Regions from separate parts of the Homo sapiens genome. Here region 1 is linked to region 2. Evidence: read pairs that join two places in POLR2A ChIA-PET (ENCODE). Cell type or tissue: PC-9. All regions are shown on one strand.

What was found. Peaks named below come from ENCODE experiments on the same cell type or tissue, not always from the same donor. Only the 100,000 strongest peaks of a DNase experiment are listed, where the experiment ranks them.
Region 1: POLR2A ChIA-PET joins it to region 2 with 13 read pairs; 2 of 35 experiments call an interaction of 5 or more read pairs at or near these places.

The regions. Positions count from the first base shown.
Region 1 is chr3:12,533,798-12,536,297 of GRCh38, forward strand. It overlaps a transcript of TSEN2 not described here. Among named protein-coding and RNA genes, the nearest start is that of MKRN2OS, 10 kb to the right of the region's middle. In PC-9, no CTCF peak of the experiment used is centred here; DNase peaks (open chromatin) are centred at 624 and 1,054; H3K27ac peaks cover 1,696 bases.
Region 2 is chr3:12,773,732-12,776,231 of GRCh38, forward strand. No RefSeq gene overlaps it. Among named protein-coding and RNA genes, the nearest start is that of TMEM40, 16 kb to the left of the region's middle. In PC-9, no CTCF peak of the experiment used is centred here; no DNase peak of the experiment used is centred here.

The DNA of each region.
Region 1 (2,500 bases), 240 kb before region 2:
AATGATATTGCTGCAAACCCTTACATGTTTGTTATATTTAATTTGGATAGCCAATATGGGGTAAAATATTTTGCAAACCGTGATAGCAAACATTTGGAGAGTGGGAGTTGAGATGCGGCAGATGCCTGTGTATTTATCCCTGCAGCAGCCTTGTGAATTCAGGAGGAGGGACCCACAGAGGGGTGTTTGAAGCTCAGAGATGTTGGCGGGTGTGCATCACTACCAGTCATGCACGTGGAGGACTGGACCTGAGATCACTATCTCAGCTGAAATGGCGCTATCCTAAAAATTGCATGCAGTCAGAAATAGAGCCCTGTTTGGTGGTGGTGGTGGTTAACAAGGAAGGCCACCCACCACATCGGGCAGGGCCAGCTTTGTGCTCCCACACAGTCCTCTACCTCGGGTGGGGTGCAGCCTGAAGCCCCCTTACTTACTGGTTATGCCTGTGATTTTGCAAACAGTGTCAGAAAGATTCCATGACGACCACCTATGGATCCAAGGGTAAGAACCTTGGTGCAGTGTGTGGTACTTGGCTTTTAATTCCCCAGAGAGAATTCTGAAAACTGAGTAGTGAAATGAACCTTCTAGAAAGGAATGCTTCAAATCTCAGCTCTGCTTCCCTGTGGTGGTGTGCCTTGGGCAGTTTACTTGCCCTTGATAACCTCAATTTTCTTATTTCTAGCATGTGGCTAATGATGTTTACCTAATCGTGTGGTTGTGTGGGTAAAGGAGAGCCCAAAAAACACTGTAATCCCAGCACTTTGGGAGGCCGAGGTGGGTGGATCACGAGGTCAGGAGATCAAGACCATCCTGGCTAACACGGTGAAACCCCGTCTCTACTAAAAAATACAAAAAAACTAGCTCAGGCGTGGTGGCAGGGCCTGTAGTCCCAGCTACTCAGGAGGCTGACGCAGGAGAATGGCATGAACCCAGGAGGTGGAGTTTGCAGTGAGCCGAGATCGCGCCACTGCACTCCAGCCAGGGCGACAGAGCGAGACTCTGTCTCAAAAAAAAAAAAAAAAAAAAGATTAGCTGGGTGTGGTGGTGGCACCTGTAATCCCAGCTTCTTAGGCTGAGGCAGGAGAATCACTTGAACCTGGGAGGTGGAGGTTGCAGAGAGCCGAGATCAAGCCACTGCACTCCAGCCTGGGGGCAGAGTGAGACTCCATTAAAAAACAAAAACAAAAAAAACCTGAAGTTTCATTGTTACTTATTGACAACTTTAAATTGATAATTTAAAAAAATTTGTCTTAATCATTTTACCTTTATTGTTACAACGTATTTGCTTTCTCTTTTTTTAAGAAAAAAAAATTCTATTTACTTGAATGTGGTTCTTATTTTCACCCTTGTGGAGAATTACTTGGATTAAAAAGAAACAAATTTTCTCTCCTCCCCACCACCCACCTCCCATGTATGATTTTACTAACTGAATTGAATTTTTAAAATCTCATTACAGACTTGAATAATCATCCCATGAATGTTAACTCCCCTAACACTATAACCGAGGCCCATTTCTAAAGTTGATCTTAAAACTGGAAAATTTGAGTCTATCTAATTTTGTGAAATATAGGGATGCCTTTTACATGATGTAAAAGTCATATTTGTAAAATGGTTAAACTAGGAGGCAATATTTTTATTGCAAGTATGATCTCTTAAGTGAAAGGTTTCTGTCATTTAAAATTTTTAGAGTCTTTATATTTTCATAAACAGTATTTCAAAGGCAAATGTTCTTTCTAACGTTGTGTGTGTGTGAGATGGAGTTTTGCTCTTGTTGCCCAGGCTGGAGTGCAGTGGTGAGATCTTGGCTCACTGCAACCTCCACTTCCTGAGTTCAAGCGATTCTCCTGTCTCAGCCTCCCAAGTAGCTGGGATTACAAGTGCCCGCCACCATGCCTGGCTAATTTTTGTATTTTTAGTAGAGACAGGGTTTCACCATGTTGGCCAGACTGGTCTCGAACTCCTGACCTTAGATAATCTGCCTGCCTCGGCCTCCCAAAGTGCTGGGATTTTCCTAACTTTTAAATGGCACATTCTGGTAAAGTAGAATCAGAAAACTCGGGTCCACATTTCAAATCACCACTGGGAAAACAGGGGCGACGTTGGAAACGTTGCTTGATCACTCCGAGCCTTGGTTTCCTCAACAGTAAAATAAGAATAATTACCACCTCCTCAGTTGCTTTGCAGACTGAATGAAATGAGATGACATACAAAAGCGTCTGGCACACAGTAGGTGTACTTTTCCCCTTTCAGACAAAGTGTAAGCATTGCCATCCTTATTTTCTCTAGGAAGTGCAAAGCCTATTTTATGCCCTGGTAGGTGAGTCAGTGGAGGAGAAGAAGGTGGTAGAAAAATAGCTGGAGGTAAAGTAGTGAAGACAGCAGAGGAGATTGGGAGGAGAGGCAATACTGTAGTAAGCACCTGCTATACACAGGGAGCTAGATGCAGCCATTGTGGGGTTTTGTTTTGTTTTGTTTTTTAGTAATGGTAGGTTTTCCTGGT
Region 2 (2,500 bases):
GAAGGAAGAAAAGGAGCAGGAGGAAGGAGAGAAGATAAAGGAGAAGGCTCTTGAGATCATCTTGAGACCCAAGCCCTAAGTGTTTGGAATGGGCTCATCTCTGTTGGAAGGAGACAGTGCCTTCAGCCTTGGAATTCTCCCAAGAACTCTGGGCAGTAACTCTTCTGAGTGGTTTGAGCTGAGCTCAAGCCCAGGCAGATGTCACAGGACCATTTGTCCCACCCACCCAATGACAGGAGCCTGAGGATGTGCACATGCAAGCATGTGTGGCGGGACTCCTATCCACTTCTATACCTGGAGAAGGCAACTGCTCCTCAAGGCTTGGCTCATGAGTCCCCTCTCCCCCTTCCCTCTTCTGTGTCCCTGTATTAGTCAAGGTTCCAACAGAAACAGAACCAATAGACTTTATGTAGATGTACCGGAAGAGATTTATTGTGAGGGATTAGCTCCACAGTTATGAAGGCTGAGAAGTTCCATAATCCTCCATCTGCAAGCTGGGGGTCCAGGAAAGTCAGTAGTGTAAGTTCCAGTACCAGGAGCTCTGACATCAGAGGGCAAGGGAAGGTGGGTGTCCCAGCTCAAGCACAGGCAGCAAATTTGCCCTTCCTCCACCTTTTGGTTCTGTTAGACCCTCAGCACATTGAAAGATACTTACCTGCACTGGTGAGGGCAGATTTCTTTACTCAGTCTACTGCTTTAAATGCTGATCTCTTCTGGAAACAGACACACCAGAAATAATGTTTTACCAGCAATCTGGGCAGCTCTTAGCCTAGTCAAGTTGACACATCAAATTAGCCATCACCGTCTCCATGATTCTTCCCTCAGCCGTGGCACACATCGCACTGGGCGGTAATTGTTGGTCAGTTAATGTCTCCCCTACCGGGCATAACAGTAATAGAAATAACTAACAGCTACCATTCACAGCAGCTTGCCCTGTGCCAGCTTTTCTCCCAAGAGCTTTACCTCATGAGGTAGGTGCTATAATTTCTACTCTATAGAGATGAAAACTGAGGCTCAGAGAGATTGAGTCACTTGCCCAAAATCACACAGCAAGAGGGGACTGAAACGCAGCTCTGTCTTCCCACAAAGCAGTTGTTCTTAACCACATTTCTAACCAGCTTGCCTCTAGCTCCCCCTGTGCCTAGCGAATGGCTGGCTCCTTGGTAAATGCTTGAAGAAACACTCACCACTCTGACTCGACTTCCCTCCCAGTCTGGGGAGCCTGCCACCCTCCCCCAGCAACTTGCCTGCCTCATTCACTCCCAAAAGGTGCGATGGAATGAGAGTTCCACCTTGTTCACTTCAAGCTACAAACGTCTTTCTCCATCCCAAAGAGAAGTGGCTCAGTTTTATAAATAGCCCTAAGCTGGGAGCTGAGAGACCCCATTTTGAGCTCTGGCTCTGGCTGTGTGACCTTCACAAAATCACATAACCTCCATGAGTTTCGGTTTCTTTGTAGGGCAAATGGAGAAACCCCTTGTCCCTTGAGGGAAGGCATCTGACAGTGCTCAGCAAATGTTCTTTTCAGTTCTCCAGGAGGGGTTAAAGAATTCTTCCAGCATCCTGCTGAGGTGGGCTGGGGTGTCACACACACAGCACCAGGCCATGGACAGAAGCCTCTGCCGAGACCCAGGCAGAAGAAGTGGGGCCCAGAAGGAGCAGCCTGGTCCCCCCACAGGGCCAAGCAGATTGACTTCTGGAGCAAGGGGCTGCATCTGGGGGACTTCTCTGCAGGCAACACCTGAAGCCCTGACCATGGGCCAGTATAAATGAGGAGGATGGTTTGTTAGCCAAACCCACCTTCAGACACCTGCAGGATACCTATCAGCTGGAGGCTCTGGGAGTGAGCCAGCCCTGCCCCTCACTGTAGGGGTGGGAGATGATGGAAATGAATCTTTATTCCCAAATTCTACAAAACACTGTCACAGCCATAGCTTTCTTGTCTTCCTTGCTCCTCACCACTTCTCTCAGTTCAGTCCATTGCTCGAGCATCTACACTGTGCCAGGCACTGTACCAGGTGCTAGGTGGCAGGGAGGGTAAGTGCTATTGCATTTAACAACAAAGGGCGAAGTAGTGAGGCCAGAACTTGAATGCAGGGACTCTGCTCTTAAAACCCCACTTCTTCCTACTACTAACTCTCTTACAGCCAAAAGAGATTTCTCAGTCAGCTATGGAGACAGAAAAAACAGCAGGAAGGGAAATTGAAGGTGAGACAGAGGAGACATAGGAAAAGGGAGTGATATGGTTTGGGTCTGTGTCCCCACCCAAATCTCATCTTGAATTGTACTCCCATAATTCCCACATGTTATGGAGGGACCTGGTGGGAGATAATTGAATCATGAGGGCAGTTTCCCGCATACTGTTTTCCTGGTAGTGAATAAGTCTCACGAAATCTGATAGTAAGGGGAAAGCTGTTTCACTTGGCTCTCATTCTTTCTCTTGTCTGCCGCCATGTGAGACGTGCCTTTCACCTTCCACCATGATTATGAGGCCTCCCCA